Regions from separate parts of the Homo sapiens genome. Here all the other regions are linked to region 1. Evidence: chromatin loops called from intact Hi-C (ENCODE). Cell type or tissue: heart left ventricle. All regions are shown on one strand. Region 1 has its middle 54 kb from the start of SUPT20HL2. Region 2 overlaps SUPT20HL1 (SUPT20H like 1). Region 3 has its middle 12 kb from the start of SUPT20HL1. Region 4 overlaps PDK3 (pyruvate dehydrogenase kinase 3).

The links. Hi-C counts contacts between places; a loop is a spot of excess contacts. Peaks named below come from ENCODE experiments on the same cell type or tissue, not always from the same donor. Only the 100,000 strongest peaks of a DNase experiment are listed, where the experiment ranks them.
Region 2: it touches region 1 in a loop (2.6-fold over the local background); 18 of 110 quality-filtered maps call a loop at or near these places.
Region 3: a loop joins it to region 1, with 2.1 times the contacts of the local background. A loop is called at or near these places in 19 of 110 quality-filtered maps.
Region 4: it touches region 1 in a loop (5-fold over the local background); 24 of 110 quality-filtered maps call a loop at or near these places.

The regions. Positions count from the first base shown.
Region 1 is chrX:24,257,472-24,262,471 of GRCh38, reverse strand. No RefSeq gene overlaps it. Among named protein-coding and RNA genes, the nearest start is that of SUPT20HL2, 54 kb to the left of the region's middle. In heart left ventricle, a CTCF peak has its summit at 2,722 (motif pointing left); no DNase peak of the experiment used is centred here; H3K27ac peaks cover 281 bases.
Region 2 is chrX:24,362,241-24,367,240 of GRCh38, reverse strand. It overlaps SUPT20HL1 (SUPT20H like 1), which reads right to left. Exons shown (of 1, transcript NM_001136234.3): 1 at 1-5,000. The coding sequence starts at 4,480. The coding sequence ends at 1,817. Among named protein-coding and RNA genes, the nearest start is that of SUPT20HL1, 4.1 kb to the right of the region's middle. RefSeq lists an enhancer at 1,899-2,639. In heart left ventricle, no CTCF peak of the experiment used is centred here; no DNase peak of the experiment used is centred here; H3K4me3 peaks cover 707 bases.
Region 3 is chrX:24,369,692-24,374,691 of GRCh38, reverse strand. No RefSeq gene overlaps it. Among named protein-coding and RNA genes, the nearest start is that of SUPT20HL1, 12 kb to the right of the region's middle. RefSeq lists an enhancer at 2,411-3,186. In heart left ventricle, a CTCF peak has its summit at 3,124 (motif pointing left); no DNase peak of the experiment used is centred here.
Region 4 is chrX:24,496,876-24,501,875 of GRCh38, reverse strand. PDK3 (pyruvate dehydrogenase kinase 3) reads right to left here. Exons shown (of 11, transcript NM_005391.5): 3 at 2,976-3,047. Among named protein-coding and RNA genes, the nearest start is that of PDK3, 34 kb to the right of the region's middle. In heart left ventricle, CTCF peaks have their summits at 2,682 (motif pointing right) and 3,481 (motif pointing right); no DNase peak of the experiment used is centred here.

The DNA.
Region 1 (5,000 bases):
GTGCTGTGATGCTTGAGCCTGTGAATAGCCATTGTACTCCAGCCTGGGCAACATAGCGAGACCCTGTCTCTTTAAAATAATAAAAGAAGGCAAAAGAAGTGAGTAGGGTATTGTGGGAGCCAAGGAGTAAAGTATTTCAAGGGGAAAGTGATCAACATGTCAAATGCTGCCACTAAGGACTGAGAAGTGACCATTGGACTTTGCAAATGTTGGAGAGCTTTTGTGACTAGGGCAGTTGCAGTTTGGTAGAGAGATGAGGTCTGATTGGGTAGGTTCATGGGAGAATAGAAGCAGAGAAATTAGAGACAATAAACAGAAGCAACTTTTTTTTTTTTTTTTTTTTTTTTGAGATGGAGTTTCTCTCTCTCTCTCACCCAGGCTGGAGTGCAATGGCACAATCTCGGCTCACTGCAACCTCCGCCTCCTGGGTTCAAGCTATTCTCCCACCTCAGCCTCCTGAGTAGCTGAGATTACAGGCGCCTGCCACCACACCCGGCTAATTTCTGTATTGTTAGTAGAGATGGGGTTTCGCCATGTTGGTCAGGCTGGTCTCAAACTCGTGACCTCGTGATCCACCCGCCTTGGCCCCCCAAAGTGCTGGGATTACAGGCGTGAGCCACCGTGCCTGGGCTTTTTTTTTTTTTTTTTTTTTTTTAAAGGCTGGAGTATTGAGCAGAGCACATACGGGCTGGAGTGCAGTGGCACAATCATAGCTCACTGCAGCCTTGAACTCCTGGGCTCAGGCAATCCTCCCACCTCAGCCTCCCGAGCAGCTAGGACTACAGGCTCACACACCACTATACCCAGGTACATTTTTATTTTTTTTCTAGAGACAGGGTGTCACTGTGTTGCTCAGGCTGGTGGTCTCCAGCTCCTGGCCTCAAGCAATCTTCTTATCTCAGTCTCCTGAGTCACTGGGATTACAGGCATCAGCCACAGGGCCTGGCCCAGAAGCAACTCTTATTAATTAATATCAAAGAAATAGTAGCACGTGTGCTGATGGGAGTGATGCGGTAAATAGGAGAAAACTGGTGATGTGGTAGAGAGGAAAGAATTGCCACAGCCTGTTCTTGAGAGGGGATAGAATCTAGCACTCAGTGGAGAGGCTGCGGTTGGCTAGGAACATAAGTCATTCGTCTTATTGGAGAGGAAGTGGAGTATCACGGGTTCAGATGCAGGGGGAAGGGAAGCTGCTGTGCTGGGAACTTGTGCACATGCTCTTCTAATAATTTCCATTTCCTCAGTGAAGTAGGAAGCAAAGTCAAGCTCAGCTGAGAGAGTGAAAATAGAGGAGGAGAGGTTGAAAGTTTGAGGAGAGAGTTAAAATATCCAGTGCTAAATTTTGCTTGGATTTCTATGCATCGAAAGCAAGCTCTTCAGTAGTTAGAGCACAAGACATACCAAGCCCAGGAGGGAGTTAAAGCAAAGTCCGAAGTACATTGTAAGATCAGTGTTGGCAGAAGGGAGGGAAGAGAGGAGTGCCAAGGACGCCAGGATGCCCGCAGCAAGACAGGAAGTACCCCAAAGTGGACAAAGGGCATACCAGGTAGGGGGCCAGAGATACCAGTAATGGGGGCCCAAGTTAGACCCCACTGTGAGGTCTGTCAGTGCCTCCAGGAAGCGATAGATAAAGGGCATTCCCTCCATTGTGCCTGTTTACTCCCTTCAAATGGAAGATGGGATGTAGAAGGTCAAGTAGGCCAGGAAGAAACATTTGTTTGCAGGGCCCCCCACCTCCAAGTGGCTGCCCCAGCTTCCCCATTAACACAGGGTGTGCTGTGATGATTATGCCTGTGAATAGCCATTATACTCCAGCCTGGGCAACATAGCCAGACCCCATCTCTTTAAAAATAGTAAAAAAAAATGAAAGAGAGAAGGCAAAAGAGGTGAGTGGGATATTGTGGGAGCCAAGGAATAAAGTATTTCAACGGGAAAATGAAAGTATTTCAAGGGAAAAGTGGCCCAGCTCTTCCATTAACACATGGCAATGGAGTGGGTGGCAGGGGGATGCTATAAGGAAGGAGAGAAGGATGATCTTCTGCACTTTAACAAGCTCCCAGTGCGAGAAGACTGTGGTTCTCAAGTGTGATCCCCAACCAGCAGCATCAGTTTCACCTGGGAAATTGTTAGAAACGCACATTATCGGGCCCCACCCCAAACCTGCTGCTATGGTTTGAAGGCATCCCCTCCAAAATTCATGTGGAAAGGGTATCCCCATGGTGGTGGTATTAAGAGATGGGGCCTTTCAGAGGCGTTAAGCCACGAGGGCTCTGCTGTCATGAATGGATCCGTGCCATATAAAAGGGCTGCAGGGAACGGCTTAGGCTTTTTTTGCCCCTCTGCCCTCTACTATGTGAGGGTGATGCTAGGAGAAGACACCATCCATGGAGCAGGCCCTCACCGGACACTAAACCTGTCGGTGATCTTGGACTTCCTTGATCTTGGACTTCCCAGCCTCCAGAACTGTGAGGCAACATTTCTGTTCTTTATAAATAACTCAGCCTCAGGTATTTTGTTATAAATAACTGAGTCTCAGGTATTTGGTTATAGCAGCACTACGAGACTAAGACATCTAGTAACTCAGAAACTCCGAGTGCAGTGAGGCCCAACAAGCTGTGTTTTAACATGATCATTGGTATGTACACCAAAGTTTGAGAAACAGCGCTTGAAGGCAGCCTGCAGCAGTTTCTGTCTGTTCTTATCCAGTACTGCCACCTATTGGGCAAGCTCTTCAGAAGCTCTGAGGTTAATACAAACATTAGGAAAAACAAAAGGGAATTTCCTTTTTCAATATTAAATAACTTTACAAACCAAAAGCAAACCCTTTGCATTATGCAAACACTAATTTTCCATGGTCACAATGAGTGTATTTAGACTCTTCTGTTTCTTTCATAAAACATTTTGTACCTGCTTTCCATGTATTCACCTAGTAAAACATAGAGTTAGTATTTTTGTTATAATATTCCATCAGGATAAAATTACGTAGTCACAGTGACCACACATTTCAAAGTAAACTGGATGCATGGTCTGGCCAAGCATAAACAGGTGAAGACAATGTGACCTGATATTTGGAATTCATACCATCTGTGGAAATCTTAGACGTTTGTTAGATCACAAATTAGTCTGTTGTTCCACGGTTTTATATGCTTGAGCTCTTTCTGGTTTTCAGTAGTTACTATCAATAAGGTAATAAGTACCATGTTACTATAGCTGGGTAGTTGTTTCTTTGGGATTATAATCCCTAAAGTAAAATCTCTAGCCCAAAATGTATAATAACAGACAGCATTATTTTAAATAAGTTAAAAAAAAAAACTAGAAATAACCCAAAGGTGTTTGCAACAACCTTATCACAACATAGTGCCAAGGAATCTTGCCAAGGTTCCTGGCTTCCCAGCATCTTTGGAAGCTTTGTTAGTCCTGCCTCCTTGGTAGAAGCCAGAAAACTTGCTTTCTCGGCTTCCTTTGCAGACAGTTCACACACGACCCAGGGCTCATCCATCAGCCATCTCAAAATCGGACTGATTACAAAGTGAGCAATGTGAAGAAGCAGGAAACACATGGAACCTACTTTCTGGTGAGGGTGGCAACGGCATCCAGAATCCAGAGGTTCTGGAATCCAGTTCTCAGTATCACAGGTGCAAGCTGTGGGTCCACATCCAGTGGTCTTCACTGGACAGCCAGTGATGCGGTTTGAGCAGTACTCCAGGCTGAGTAACATTTAAGTCCAACACTCCGGCCCTCTCAGAGATCTGTGAACTAATTTTCTTTGTTTGTTTGTTTGAGACAGATTCTCATTCTGTTGCCCAGGCTGGAACTCAGTGGCACGAACTCGGCTCACTGCAACCTCCGCCTCCTGGGTCCAAGCGATTCTCCTGCCTCAGCCTCCCGAGTAGCTGGGACTACAGGCACCCGCAACCACGTCTGGCTAATTTTTTGTATTTTTAGTACAGATGGGGTTCCACCATGTTGGCCAGGCTGGTCTCAAACTCCTGACCTCAGGTGATCTGCCCACCTCAGCCTCCCAAAGTGCTGGGCTTACAGGTGTGAGCCACCGCGCCTAGCCCGTGAACTAATCTTCTTTAATAAACTCCCTCTTGGGCCAGGCGCAGTGGCTCATGCCTATAATCCCAGCACTTTGGGAGGCCAAGGTGGGCGGATCATCTGAGGTCAGGAATTTGAGACCAGCCTGGCCAGCATGGTGAAACCCTGTCTCTACTAAAAATACAAAAATTAGCCGGGTGTGGTAACAGGTGCCTGTAATCTCAGCTACTTGGGAGGCTGAGGCGGGAGAATCGCTTGAACCCAGGAGGCGGAGGTTGCAGTGAGCCGAGATCGTGCCACTGCACTCCAGCCTGGGTGACAAGAGCAAAACTCTGTCTCAAAAATAAATAAAAATAAACTCCCTCTCTGCCTGCATGATTGTTCTAGTACTTTTGCTACATTACAAATCAACCTAAAACTTAGTGGATTATGTAGTTTAAGTAGGGTTTCTCGATCTCAGCACAGTTGGCATTTGGGACCAGATAATTCTTTGTCCTGGAGGCTGTCCTGTGTCCCTGCAGGATGTTTAGCAGCACCCCTGGTCTCCACCCACTGGAAGCAAGTACCACCATGCACCCACCTCCAAGTTATGACAATATCTCCAGGCATTGCCACACATCCCGGGGCGGGGTGCAGCGCGGTGCAAAATCTCCCCCAGTTGAGAATTACTGGCTTAAAGCAACATTCAAGTATTGAGGACTGTATTAGCTGGGAGGGTCTGGCTTAGTGTGATTCATGCAGTTGTAGTCAAATGGTAGTTAGAGCTGGACCAGTGGGGGATTGCAGCAGCGGGGGGCTGGCTGGAAATCTTTTTCTTCTCATGTAGCCTCAAGGGCTCTTCCCATGATCTCTCTGTATGAGCTTGTTTGGGCTTTGTCATAGCATAGTGACGTCAGGTTTAACTACTTGTATGGAAGCTCTGGGCTCCAAAGGGGTGTCTCAAAAAACTAGGTAATGCC
Region 2 (5,000 bases), 100 kb before region 1:
GGCAGACAAAAACCAACTGTCTATCATCGGATGAATGTACAAAATCTGCTACATACAAACAATGGAATGTTATTGAACCACAGATAGGAATGAATTAGCAATACATTTTACAACATAGATGAACTTCAAAAACATTATGCCGAGTGAAAGAGGCCAGACACAAAAGATCACATACTGTATGACTACATTTACAGGAGATATTTAGGTAAATCCATAGAAACAGAAAGCAAATTGGTGGTTGCCAGAGGCTGGGAGTGTGAAGATGTCACGCTAGTGCTTAATGGGTACAGAGATTGCTTGGTGGGTGATGAAAATGTTTTGGAAACAGAAGGGGTAGTTGTACAACATCATGAATGTACTAAATGCCACTTTACAATTGTACTTTACAATGGTTGGTTGTTCTGTGATTACCCCTTAGTTGTTAAAAAAGAAAAAAGAAAGGGAAGACAAAGGGGCACAAAAGTTCATGGTTCTTTGAGTCTCACTGGAACAAGGGAAAAAATGAGGGAGCAGAAACAGATGAACAACTGATGATGATGCATCAACAAAGAGAAAAAGACAAAGAAAAAGACGGGGGTTCTACTTAAGAAACAAGGCTACAGATATTTGAAAAGCAAACCAATAAAATGGATTTTCAAATGTTTCACTAAATGTTTCTTGCAAACAACCTACAAAAAATGTAAATGATTTTATAAAGAGAGCACACAAAACATCCAAAAAGAGCCTTTTCAAAGCCAGTGAGAAAGCCTTGCTCTGTGGAGCACTAGGTGCAGACAGGGCCTTTGAAAGGGCAGGGGACTGTCACAAGCAAATCTGCCACTAATTCCATTCCACAGCTTTAGAGGTCTTCCATGTATTCAATCGCAGTGTGACAAGGATCACTGTATTGTACTTTTTCATTTCATTTTTCAAAATGAATGTGTAATAATTCCATTCCATATATTGTACATAAACCTATTAATCTAAATACGATTACACTCTTTCAGAATTCTTCTGAAAGAGGTTTCTCAGAATTCATAAGTCACTTTCATATATATTATGTACAGGGAAACCATTTTTAAAAAGCAATGACCTTTATGTCACATGAGACAGCAGGGATAGATCATGAGGACATTATGCCAAGTGAGATAAGACACTCATCAAATGACAAATGCCATATGATTCCACTTCCATGAAGTGGCCAGGGTAGTCAACTCATAGAGAAAGAAAGTAGAACAATGGCTGCCAGGGACTGGGCAAGGGAGAATGGGGAGCTGCTGTTCAATGGGCATGAGTTTCAGTGTTGCAAGATGGTCTCGAGATCTGCGGCACAACCGTGGGGATGGACTTAATACTATTGCACTGGGCACTTAAAATAGTGAAGGTGGTCCATTTTAGATTATATGTTTTTACCACCATTAAAATAAATTTAATCCCACTCTTCTTGTTAAAATATTAACTTAAAATTAAAATCTTGTTAAAATATTAACTTAATATTGTTGGTATTGCCATTTTACGGCTTTAGAGAAATTATACGTTTCACGAGTTTAGACTCAAACTGGTTGGGATTTGGACACTTTAAAACACTATATTAAAAATAATTATATCGACAGCAGCAATGACAACAAAAAGAGTAACTTAAGCAAAACAACGCTCCTTTAGGAAATCACTTCCGTTTCTAAAGAAAAATCAGTGGATTGTGCTTCTGTGTAAACTGTGTACTTTAAAATGTAAAATACCGAAACATGAAAAAAAAAACAAAACTCAAGTAAAAACTGGGAAATCATTTGAGTCAATGCTCCTGTGCTTTTAAAAGAGAGACAAACTACCACAAGCCTCAGGGCGCTGGAGGGGTTGGCTTGCCTTCCTTCCTCTGATCTACCAACTGGCTCCCTACTTGCACACCTGGATGTGGCTGCACTATCTGAACAGCGCCTGTTGCCAAAAACACTGGCTGCTGCAGGACTCTCAACTGCTGAGTCTGGAGCTGGATATGCTGCGGCTGCTGCAAGACTCTCAACTGCTGAGTCTGGAGCTGGATATGCTGCGGCTGCTGCTGCTGCGACTGTGGCTGCTCCTGCCGTGGCTTTGGCTGCCACTGCGGTTGCAGTTGCAGCTTCGGCGGCTGTGGCTGTGGCTGCTGCTGCCTCAAGACAGAGGGGAGCTGGACACCCTGCTGAGGAACCTGGGCAGAGCCAAGCAGACTCAACACAGCAGGCTGGGGCTGGGGCTGCAGACCACTTCTGGCTCTAGTGGGGTTCACCTTAAGAAGTTGCTGAGCAGGGAAGGCCTGCCCTTGCGTGCTCAAACCTAGTGCGGAACCCTGTGGCCCTGGCTGAGGAGGATGAGCAGCTGTGGGCTGCTGGAGCTGCTGCAGGGAAACCAGCTGATGGGACTGCTGCTGCGGGCCGGTCAGAACCGCCGAGCCCTGCGGAACCTGGAGGAGTGTCAGAGGCCTGAGACCTTCCGGAGTATTTAGGAAAAACTGAAGGGGTGCTGGAGAAGATGCCTGCACTGCACCGGGCCTTGCATCTGGTAGTGGACCTCCTGAGGACTGAAGGTCACTGCCACTGATTCCTGCAGGAGCGGGGGCACCCGAGCCAGGGGCCTGCACAGGCTTGAAACTGCTCCCCAAAGCCTGGGCTCCCTGGACTGGGCCCTCCACATTGATGGCCTTTAGGCCAGTGGAGCCTGTCCTCAACTGAATGGCTGGCGCTATTTTTATGAATTTGGTGGGGGGCTGGGCAGCTGGACAGGGCCTGCTAGCTTGAATGAGAGGCACAGAGGGCTTCTGAGAATGACTTGGTGCCGCAGAAGCAGCAGCAGCAGGAGCAGCAGCTACAGCAGGAGCAGCGGCAGGAGCAGGAGCAGGAGCAGCAGCAGCAGCTAGAGCAGGAGCAGCAGCAGCAGCTAGAGCAGGAGCAGCAGCAGCAGCTAGAGCAGGAGCAGGAGCAGCAGCAGCAGCAGCAGCAGCAGCAGCAGCAGCAGCAGCAGCAGCAGCAGCAATAGCAGCAGCAGCAGAAAATGGACGCTTAAGAGGGCTGCCTGCCTGTTGTGGGGGAAAACTGTTACCTGAGGAAATCTTTCCTGAGCTTGAGGGAAGTTGGGTGCGGGGAGGTGGATGTTTCTCTCCCTTCCCCGATACTGAAGACTGGACCCACACAGGATCAGGCTGTTCTGGTGTTTTCCATGAAGAGAGCTGACTGACACTGGCTGGGCCACTGGAGCTGTGTGACATCTTGCCTGGACCTTTGACTTTGCTCTGCACCGATTCCTGGGCCTGACTCACTGCCCTCCCAGCATCAGTCTCTGACCCAGGCCTGAGACAAGCTGAATGGTCATCTGGGAAGGGCTGCCAGGGAGACTTCTGGCTCTTCTGCCTGGCTTTTTTACGTGGCCGTATTTTACCACAGAGAAGCGGATCATTAAACGACTGCATGATGCTTGGCTTGGTGTCCCAGGCCTGACAGCCAGCTTCCAACGCAAATCCAAAAGGGTCTTCTACCTCCTGGGCTGGCCAGACTGGGAGCTGTGGGTCAGCAGCTGTGACGGACTGATACCCTTTAGCAAGTTTCTCCACATCCACTTCTGAAGGCACGGCCAAATCACAGGGTCTGCCTTTCCACGTGTCTACACAACTTCCTGCTTTAGCAATGTTCAGCTCACAAGGCTGACCTACTTTTCTTTCTTCTTTTTGGCCAGAAGTCGACACTCTCAGCTCAGGAGGAGGTGGACAGTCAGACTGCTCCTGCTGTGGCTTTACAGAGGGCCACGAATACCTCTGGAGGCACCGTTTCATCGGGTCGGTATTCATCTTTTGCTTGTTGTACAGCAGCCTGTTTGCAGTGCAGGCAACTGCTACAGAAGGATCAAGACACAGTGGTTCAGCTGTCGCTAAGATCAGCTGGCTCTCAAGCTGAAGCTTGTCTTCCTGGCTCCATTTCTGGCCATCTCTTGTCATCATCTTCACATCATGGGCTAAAGTCTGCATCGTTGGACGTAGAAGAATATGCCTGCTTTGGTAACCAGGAGGTTGCATATTACTGGACTGCCTGTAGTCACGAACTTCTACTATGACACACCCACTATGAAAAATGTTAACCGAAGCTTTATCCAGGACATCACCCAAAGCAGGGGGTAATTCTTCTGCATCCAAGTAGTCCAGCAATGCCCTTTCTTCATAAGGCAGCCGAATGGTCTCTGCAAAGGACCCATCTTCTCTCTGGAGCATCACAGAATACCCCTGATTGCCTGGGTATAGATTGACCAGTAAACATGGCAAGGACTCTCTCCTAACAAGCTTTTCTAACAAGTTTACATTGCTTCTCAATTCCTGAGGATCCTCAGGCTCTTTTCCACATTCTTCAACATAAATGTCATAAAGTTTTTCCTGCAGAGTTTTTCCCGCCCTAGGTGAGTATCTCCTTCTAGGAGGTCTCTGTTGGGCAATTTCAATGATATTCTCTGCGCGATCCAGAGCCTGTTCTAAATCTCGATCCATTGTAACAGAAAACAGGGCCCCTAAGAGGAGAGAAAACGCATGTGCGTTGGTGAAGCAGGGTGGAATCACGGCTGTCATATTAATCTACAGGCCCGCAAGATGCCACAAGTCCACACTGAGTTCAACGTGGGCATCTGCCCAGAAACCCGCCCCCAGGGAAGCGCTACCCAATCTGTTTGAGGGTTTCTGAAAACATGGGTACCTGAGGGGTCGTCGTCGTGGCCGGACTTCGCGTCTCTGCGGCCTGGAACGGAAGTGAGCGGGAGGGCCGGGGTCAGCTTCTAGGCGCGTCTGGGCACCTGCCCAGAAACCTGCCCCCAGGGAAGCGCTACCCAATCTGTTTGAGGGTTTCTGAAAACATCGGTACCTGAGGGGTCGTCGTCGTGGCCCGGGCTTCACGTCTCTGCATGCTACACCGGAAGCGAACGGGAGGGCCAGGGTCAGCTCCTGGGCCCCGTCTATGCGCATGTGCACTCGCTGCACCGCAGGTTCTGGGGCTCCTGCATCTCTAGCCTCCTGG
Region 3 (5,000 bases), 110 kb before region 1:
GAGAAGCAGACACTATTATGTGACACAGAGCCAGTCCCATGTCATAAAATTCTAATGGGGAACATTCATGCAAGTATCTATCCCACTCTCCTTGCCAGCGTGGAGGCTTGGATGAAAGACCATAATCCTAGTCTGTTTTGTTACTATAAAACTGTCCTTGGAAGTGTTATTTCTAAAGAAATGTATCTCTTAAGTTACCTGGATATCAGAGTGTGTTGCTATGTCCTGTGAAATGGCACCTATAACACCTAAAAGTCTGCAACTCTGGTTGGTCATCTTATTAAATAATGTGTTGCCCTGGTAATAATAATACGGAAATTGTCAATTCTGTTTTCCACAAGGTAACAAATATTTCGGTTAGAAGCCTTTGTTAAGTGGAAGAAGAGCTTTAGAATTTCTTTTTCTCCCTTTAGGCATTTTCAATCCTGTGATTCTGTTGGCTTCCTTATTCTTATTCTTTTTCTTTTTTCTTTTTTTTTGCAACAGGGTCTCAGGGTCTCACTCTGTCACCCAGGCTTGAGTGCAGTGGTGCAATCATGGCTCACTGCAGCCTCCTTGGGCAAGCAATTCTCCCACCTCAGCCTCCCGAGTAGCTCGGACTACAGGCACGCACCACCACGCCTAGCTAATTTTTTTTTTTTTTTTTTTTTTTTTTGAGAGAGACGGAGTTTCATCATGTTGCCCAGGCTGGTCTCAAACTCCTGAGCTCAAGCAATCCGCCTACCTCAGCCTCCCAAAGTGATGGGATTACAGGTGTGAGCCACCATGCCCCACCTGGCTTCCTAATTCAAACAGTAGAATCTGTCTCATTTAAATTACCAAGAAGATCCATGCTACGGAGCCAGCCTGTCTTAGCCCTTTCCTTCACTTCCGCTCTGCACGTACACCATGCTATAGATAGCGCCTCTTCTGCGCTGATCATCCTCCACTGTTCCTTTGCTCGTGTGATTCCTCTACTTAGAACACCTTCTTCCCGCCCCCATCTAAACCTAACAAAATCCAAGCCAAGGTCACCTGAGGGTCACCTCCTTTGTGAGGCCTTCCCCAATTCCATCCAGTAAGATTTATTTTTAATGATATTTGTCATCGTCTCCTTGATGTAAAATCATTTATTTCCCTTCTCTCTCTGAGTAGACTTTAATCCCACTGAAGACAGAGAATGTGCCCTACTCTTCCCCACCATTACCTAGCAAAAGGCCTTGCATGTAAGCATGCTCTCAATACTTAAAAAATGACATTGAAGGCCGGGCACGGTGGGTCACACCTGTAATCCCAGCACTTTGCGAGGCCAAGGCGGGCAGATCACATGAGGTCAGGAGTTCCAGACCAGCCTGGCCAACATGGCAAAACCCCGTCTCTACTAAAAATACAAAAAATCAGCCAGGCATGGTGGCAGGCGCCTGTAATCCCAGCTACTCGGAAGGCTGAGGCAGGAGAATCGCTGGAACCCAGGAGGCGGAAGTTGCAGTGAGCCGAGATGGCACCACTGCACTCCAGCCTGGGTGAGAGAGAAAGACTCTGTCACACACACACACACACACACACACACACACACACACACACAAGACATTGAAGCAGTTTCCCTACAATCAATATTAAGGGTCATCTTGATGTAATTGACCTCTAAAACCAAACCCCTCTTCTTCCCCACCATACCTTGAAGATTCTAGGGCCTGACTCATTATCATCCTCTTCAACACTATGCCAGCAGTATGAATTCTTGATGATTTTGGTATCCACATAGATAATCCTTCCAGTAGCCTGGGCCTTCAACTCCTTGACCTCCTCTCCTGCAAAGATCCTGTTAAGACATCAACCACAGGCAACCACACTACCATGGTTTTACAGTAGAACTCATCATTATCAATAACCATAAGAGCCTCCATAATCTCAACTTCAAACCTCCCACTCTCCAAACACTGCCAAACAATCATTTCAAAATAACTGGCTTCTCAGGGAGTATGAAAAAGATGCATAGCTCCAAATATCACTTGTTAAAAATCACCCCGTTCCCCTTCCCCTTCTTACTTCCAGTGGAAGTTTAACATTTCTGTAGAGGAGCCGCTTAGAGCCCAAGAGTAATCCTGCTTAGAAGAAGGCAGGGCATTAGGGGATTTGTTTTGAAGCTCTATTTGCATAACACTTTACACAGTTCTTAGAAGCATCACTTTTCCATATCAAAGAATGCGCTCCATAGCGAAGACAGGCGTAGAGAGCTAAAGTTTCTCAAGCTGCCTCCCGCTTCACACTGACTTTCTCAAGTCTTACAATAAACTCGTTAGAGTTTATCAGACTCACCCAAAACAGTCCTTCCAAAACCTGTCTCACCAGCCATAGGCCTCATCGCTTTTCCTTCTGCTCTTTCCCATTGGAAATTGGGAGGGCAAAGCCAGAGATCTTAAATAGGCAAGGATGGGAGAAGGCTGGGAAGCACTGTGTGTGTGTGTGCTCGTGCGTGTGTTCGCGCGTGCGTGTGTGCGTGCTTGTGTGCACGTGCGTGTGTGTGCTTGTGTATGTGCGTGCGTGTGTGTGTGTGCGCGCGCGCGCGCGTGTGTGTGTGGCGCTCACGCATGATAGGACTTTTCCTGTTGTCCCAGAGTTGCCAAAGGTGGAAACAAAAAGCATCAGGTGCTCCCACATCCTAACGAGGGGCTGCAACCAGCCAGCAGACACGTTCTCAGAGAGTACTAAGAGATGGCAGAACTGGCCCTATTTGGACTCTGACCGTTCCCTTCAACCACTCTTTTCCAGCCTCTGTAGCTACGGGAGGATGGGAAGGGGAGGGAGAGAAGTTGAGTGTTCCTGGGGTGGAGGGGGGAGCTTTTCTTTTCTTGGGACAGAGTAGGAAGGGGTGAGGAAAGGAGTGCTGGGACTCCCCTGCTCTCCCAAGCCAAGAGTTGTATGTAGAAGGGAGACCTCTAAGAGGGTCGCTCCTGGAGAGTCGGAGGTCTGCATGAAGGCAAAGTTGGCATCCAGTTTTACTGCCTGGGCTCGTGTGGAGCTGCACAGACCCGCAGGCCCACACTGGACCACCCTGGAGCCTTGGAAACTGTGGGCGAGCTTGACGCATATTCTTTGAGGGATGTGTTGTATGTGAACCTGGAGTCTGGTGCCCCCTTGTGGTCTAGAGACATCTGAACGTGAGCGGTTCAAAAGGTACTGAGGGGCGGTGTGCCCGGAAAGCAAATGGGAGCATCACTTCCACCTTGATCCCGTGAGCCCACAGCTTCTGAATTTGGAAAGGCTCCACAGGAAGGAGCACAGCAGGGCTTACTAAGAGAGCCGCTCTTCAAGAGGCCCCAGAGGAGTCAGAATCCAAGTGAAGTTCAACACCGTCGCCGCAGAAAAAAGAACCAGCCCCGTGCTCAGAGACCCTTCACCTCACTCAGCAAATCAGAGCATCACACCTGCAAAAGGACCATTTTCGCAGGAAGATTTCTCTCTCCCTTCTCTCGTCCTCCCCCACCCACCAGACCAGAGAATACGATATTGAAATTGTAATTGGGACTGTCAGCTTTACCAAACAAGAGAGCCCAGCAAGTCATGAGGTCCACCCAAGGTGTCATTAAAGGATGGGAAAAGGGACTTGGTGCTGCATGGTTGAAAGCAGTGGTTGGGAAAAATAAAATGGTTTCACCTGTATAGTCCACCACTGAGTTGAGACTCATCAATGCATCAGTTACATGTACCCAGGCACAAGGCATAGACTTCAGAAGCAGACAGAAAGGGAGCTGAAAAATTGTGCCACTTAATAGCTTTATTGCCTCAGGCAAGGACTATCTGAGCCTGTTTCTTCACTTGCAAGTAAGGATAATCATACCTAATGGACATTATGACTAGGTTATTAAAAGGATTAGAGGCAGCATATATAAATGAATAGAAGCTACTATTTATTGATGGATGTGTTGACACATGGAGGGGGCTGTTTCCAGTTTCCCAAGACAAAAGACAAATAAAAAGAACTAGTAAAGTAGAAATAAAAAATAAGAAGTGAGGAATGCTGAAGTGCCAACCATAAATGTAAACGCAGCGATTTGAGCTACAAATTTGGTTTTGAGTTTCCCGGCAGCTGAGGCACAAAGAGAAACCTCAGAACTTGCACAACTACAGTTATCAGAAAGGAGGAAGGATGCCTTCTCAGGAGAGACAAAGCTTTTCCTGGCTCCAAATTTCAAAAGCAACATCTCAGAAGTTTTTCTGCATTGGCTTGTAAATTACCTGAAACCTTGACTAATCTTTACCAAGGGGTTTCTAAAGCTTTAGAACTAGTGATGTAGTAATTGGGACTGGGACAAATTATTGAAGGTGAATGACCTAGATCTCTACACTCTGGATCACAGTGGTATTCTGCAGCAATTACTCTCCTATAATTCTTTAAATTCTCTCAGTTGAACTTTCCCTGCTACATTCATTGTGAGATCACCCAAAGGACAATTAGACTCACCCCTTCTACCTCAAAGAAATGTTTTTATTTCCAACTCATGCAGAAGCTTCAGACTGAGGACAGATTTAAATAAAAGTATAGATATATTTTTAGATGAAATAGCTACATTCAAAAGGCTTTTCTCTTTCCCAGATGTAATTCTGGCCTACAAAAGCCACACTGCTCTCCCTTCAAAGGCCACAGTCACCTTTCAGGGGTATTAGCACATGAAGTAAACAGCCTTTGCAAAACAGTGCTACAGGTGAGCTTTCCCACCCCAACTGCAGAGGCACCTCCACTAATCTGCAAATGCTAACGTGGGTTTCCAGGGAAGTTGCCAAAATAAGCTCCTGTCCTCCCTCACCTTTACTTTAATCCCCAAATAGGTTTTGCTTTTACCATATGGTAATTATTTCCAAATCATAAGTGCAAACACTCACTCTGATTGGAAAATTAGCAGATTTCAAACTCAGGTAATTTGTCCCTAATGAGGAACTTGTTGAACTGAATTTAACAATTAACTCGCACACCCTTTGCTGCCTGCTATGGGAGTAAAGCAGGGAAGACAGAAGGGCAA
Region 4 (5,000 bases), 240 kb before region 1:
GTATCAGCATCAGCTAGAGTTTGGGGCTTAACTGAGGCACTTCTCAGGACAATCAGCAACATACAGCAAAAGCCCAAAGAAAATAATTCCACTTGGAGGAATTGATCCTAGGAAAATAACTGGAAAAGGTGAACAGCTGTTTGTTTGTTTGTTTATTTATTTATGAGACAGAGTCTTGCTCTGTTGCCCAGGCTAGAGTGCAGTGGCACAATCTTGACTCACTGCAACCTCTGCCTCCCGCGTTTAGGCAATTCTCCTGCAGCCTCCCAAAGTACCTGGGATTACAGGTGCCCACCACCACGCCTGGCTAATTTTCATATTTTTAGTAGAGACAGGGTTTCACCATGTTGCCCAGGCTGGTCTCGAACTCCTGGCCTCAGGTGATCCGCCCGCCTTGGCCTCCCAAAGTGCTGGGATTACAGGCGTCGGCCACCATGCCCGGCCAACAGATGTATTTAAAAGCTGTTCTTTAAAGCATTGTTTATAGTAGCATGAAAACTACAAACCAGTCTAAAATCCAGTGATAGAAGATCAAATTGCATGAACTATCTGAAGATGGACTATTAACATGAATATTATGAAACTATTAATAATGGTGTAGATCTATAATGTTGACACTTGTTATGTTTGTAAAAATATTTTACGCATATAAATATATGCATGCCTAGGGAAAAGCACGGAAGAAAGGAAAATAGTAATAGTGGTTGTCCCCTGGTAGTAGAAATTTGGGGTGACTTTCTTTTTACTTATCTCAATAGTCTTATTTTTCTGAAATATTTGATGAAATATTTGACGAAATATTTCTGTAACAAATACATACGTACAATGACAATAAAGATGTAAAACTCTGAAATTAGGCCATCGTCATTCACAAAAAATTTTATAATAGACAATTTGTCCTTTATGTAATACTCGTTGCAATGTATTTGTAAGTTAAATATTACTAAAGTGAAACGATTCATTATAGTAGAGAAGTGCCTCAACTTATCTGAAGTGGGGAGACTTACCTCAATGGCTCAATGCTCAGAATTCTCCTCCAATCTTCCGGGCTCTTCTAAACTCTATCATAAATGATCAACAAGCTTGTCCTCTAAGCTACTTTTGCTTTACTAAAATGATTTCCCTGCTGGTGATCCCATACAACCTCTTGGTAAACAGAAAAGGCTGCTACCATGATACTCGCTCACCTTTCACTCCTTCCTTCACCAAGAACATCAGCCTTCTCAAATGCCAACTATCATAACTAACCACATGAACCTAGGCAAGCTACAAAACTCACGGAGTGAGAGCTCAGCTATTATTGCTATCGTCAAGCACACACTGGATTCAGCACTGACAGTTTGCAAAGCAGGCTCGTGGCCATAAATCACATCGGATAACCTGTTCCAGAAACTGAGACGGGACTCCGGGAAAAACACAGCAGAAATTTAACATCGTGTATAGTCGTCTCTCAGTATCCGCAGGGGACTGGTTCCAGGATCCCCGCAGATACCCAAATCCTCAGATGCTCAAGTCCCTTATCTAAAATAGTGCATACAGCCTACTCACATCCTCTCGGATACTTTAAATCATCTCTAGACTAGTTATAATACCTGATACAATGTAAATGCTATGTAAACAGTTGATAGACTGTATTTTAAAATTTTGTATTATTTCTTATTGTTGCATTGTTATTTTTTATTGCTTTTTTTTTTCCTGAATATCTTTTCAATCTGTGGCTGGTTGAATCCAAGGATGTGGAAACTGCCAGTACAAAGGACCAACTATACTTCTACAAATTTGTTCTAAAATTTGGAGCTACAGTGGTCAGCCCTAGGTTTTAGGATTTCTGCCAAACGGTTACCAGCTAATGACTTTTGAGAAAACAAAGCTCCTGGATTGAATTCATTTAATAATCGCTTAAATGACAGCAGTGGCTTATATCAAGGAAAACGCTACATCTGGGGCTCTAACCCAATGCTTCCCTGCCTTCCACACTTCACAGATCCATCAGACAAACACCCAACAAAGTATAAAATAGGTGAGGGCTTTTGTTTTTCCTTTGAATTTTAGTTTACAACTAGACTAGAACTAGCTACTCATGGCTCAGACGTAAACATAGCTTATAGGTCCAGCTTTGCTATGAACGGTCACAATCTTGGGCAAGTCACTTCACATCTCTGAACTCAGTTTCCTTATCTGTGGATTGAGAGGACTGGGTTAAATACCTCCTAAGGTTGCTTGTATAACATGGTGTTTCCCTAGTTCTTCTTATGGAACATCTATTAAGTCAGGTGTTCAGTCTCATAACTATGTGGACTAGTTTATACTTAGAAATTTCTCAGCACAACAGGCCTACCATATGCATCCACTTACATATACATGAAACAGGAAGAAATTAATGTGAAAGGGATATTTAATTTCTCTTGGAGGGGAAAACATACTCACAGCTAGAGTTAGTGTTCCTGGGATAAATAAAAATGAATCTCATCAGCATGATAATTTGCCAGTCTGTGCATAAAGGGAGCAATAGAATTCAGGTTGCTATATAAAAAAACATACTTTTATGCCTCTCCAAAATAAAACCACTACAGTTTTTGAGCTCAAATGTAATATCCTATTGAAATTTTTTTTTTAATTGTAAAGGATTGAGTAGATAAATTCATGTATATAAAAAGGCCACTGCATTCTTAAAACTACCACTAGATGGAACATTTACTGCAGTGTTTATAGTGACTGCCCAGTTCACCTTGGGTAAAGGTATTAAGTATTAGATCATAAAAGCAAAACTGAAAGTGTCATTATTACTTTTGTATTGTGTTACATTCTTAGCTCGAATTAAAAAAAAAAAACTCAATGTTGAGTCACTACTCATTAAGAAAATGAACGCTTTTGTCCACATTCATACTCCTTGAGTCTTAATGACTTGAATTACATTTACCAAAATCTTTCTTACCTAGATATTTTTACTTTCAGCTAAGTGGTACCATACTTACTTATCCAAGACCTGTGGATCCTCAGGGCTCTTATTTTCATATTCTAAAAGTTCAAGAAAACTCTGCATATACCTAAAAGGAAAAAAAAAAAAGAAAAAGAAGAGTTACTATGTTAGTTGCCTGCCCAGCATCCACCCCTCCTCTCCCTCTTCCTAAGAACACTCCAAAATTTCACTCAGGTCTCCATCCCATCCGCATCCCCCATGTGGCTTAAGTGCATCAGGGAAGCCAGTGCCTCCAAAGATCCTGGGTGGTCCCATTTTTCTCTGGGCAATTCTATTTCTCTTGTCACTAATTATTCATTAGCCCAATAGTTTAGGTCTAAGCCTATCACTGTGTGCATTCCCCTGAACACAGGGAATGGCTCAGGAATGGACATACTGTCTCAATTCAGGCCAGTAAAATGACAGAAAAGACTCGCTAGAGGACTTTGGCAGAGAAATCAACCTGCTCTGCTTTTGTGCAGTGCTGTGTGGATTGGAAGCCTGGAACTGCTGCAGCTATTCTGCCACCAGGGGGGAATCCAGTCTGAAAATGAAGCCAGCACCATCGAAAGCAGGGCCTCGATAGCTTCATGAATCTCTGAATCAAACCAACACCAAAAGCTCACCCTACGGCTGGACCTTCTAGTGACATGAGCCAGGTTCGGTTGCATTTTTTCTACTTACAAACAGACATATCCTAACTTATATACCAAGTCTACAGTTTGATTACCAAAAATGTACTTATACATTTTAAGAAACACATGTGTGACACTGAAGTGCCTGCCAAGAACTTAGAAACTAGAAGTGAAGAAGGGTCCTTCTGAGTTAAATTAATTTCATCAGTACTTAATGGGGGAGAAAGAAGGCCAATTAAACCCTCAGAAACAGCTTCTGGATTAAGAATAGCTCCATATCTCAATCAGGGCCAGTATAAGAAACAGTCTGTCCAACATTAAAATCTGGAGAACACAGAAAAATGAGATCCAGAGAGGCCCATTAGTGCAGCAGCTATATCCAGCCAGGATCTGTTGGATCTGGTGGGGATTCAGATATTCCAATTAGAGATATGTGATCTCTATTTGGGGTTTTAACATGTCCTGAAAGAATTATCCCTTTATTCTAATTATTTCTAAGCTTTAATTGCCACTAATCCTATTATCTACACCTTTGGATAGAGGATGAGGACACTCTAGTAACTAAAAATGACTGTTACACATATAAATACTCCAATGAGAATGCCACTTGATTCATCAGCTTCATGTGAACTTTGGACAATGCATTTGATACTAATGAATGTTCATTGATGGACATACTTTTTAAAAGTCTCTGGGGGCTGGGCGTGTTAGCTCACGCCTGTAATCCCAGCACTTCGGGAGGCTGAGGCGAGTGGATTACTTGAGGCCAGGAGTTCAAGACCAGCCTGGCCAACATGGCGAAACCCCGTCTCTACTAAAAATACAAAAAATTAGCTGGGCGTGGTGGCACATGCCTGTAGTCCTAGCTACTCGGGAGGCTGAGGCAGGAGAATCGCTTGAACCCAGGAGGCAGAAGTTGCAGTGAGCCGAGGTTGTGCCACTGCATTCCAGCCTGGGCGACTGAGCAAGACTCCATCTCAAAAAAATAAATAAAATAAATAAATAAAAGTCTCTGGGCATATAAGGCTATGGATTAGATATTGTTAAAATCATTGGGTCAAAACGCCAAGAGGTCAAAGCCAGCCAGCCCCAGTGATGCCCTCCGCCCTGCCACATGCAAGCAAGCTAGGTAGGCATCCCGTCCTTTCCAAAGGGGACAGTTGGAGAAAGTCATAAATAGCAGGGAGCCAAAGATTATTCTGGGCCAGGTGCGGTGGCTCACACCTGTAATCCCAGCACTTTGAGAGGCCGAGGCAGGCGGATCACAAGGTCAGGAGATCGAGACCAACCTGGCTAACACAGTGAAACCCCGTCTTTACTAAAAATACAAAAATTAGCAGGGCATGGTGGCGGGCGCCTGTAGTCCCAGCTACTTGGGAGGTTGAGACAGGAGAATGGCATGAACC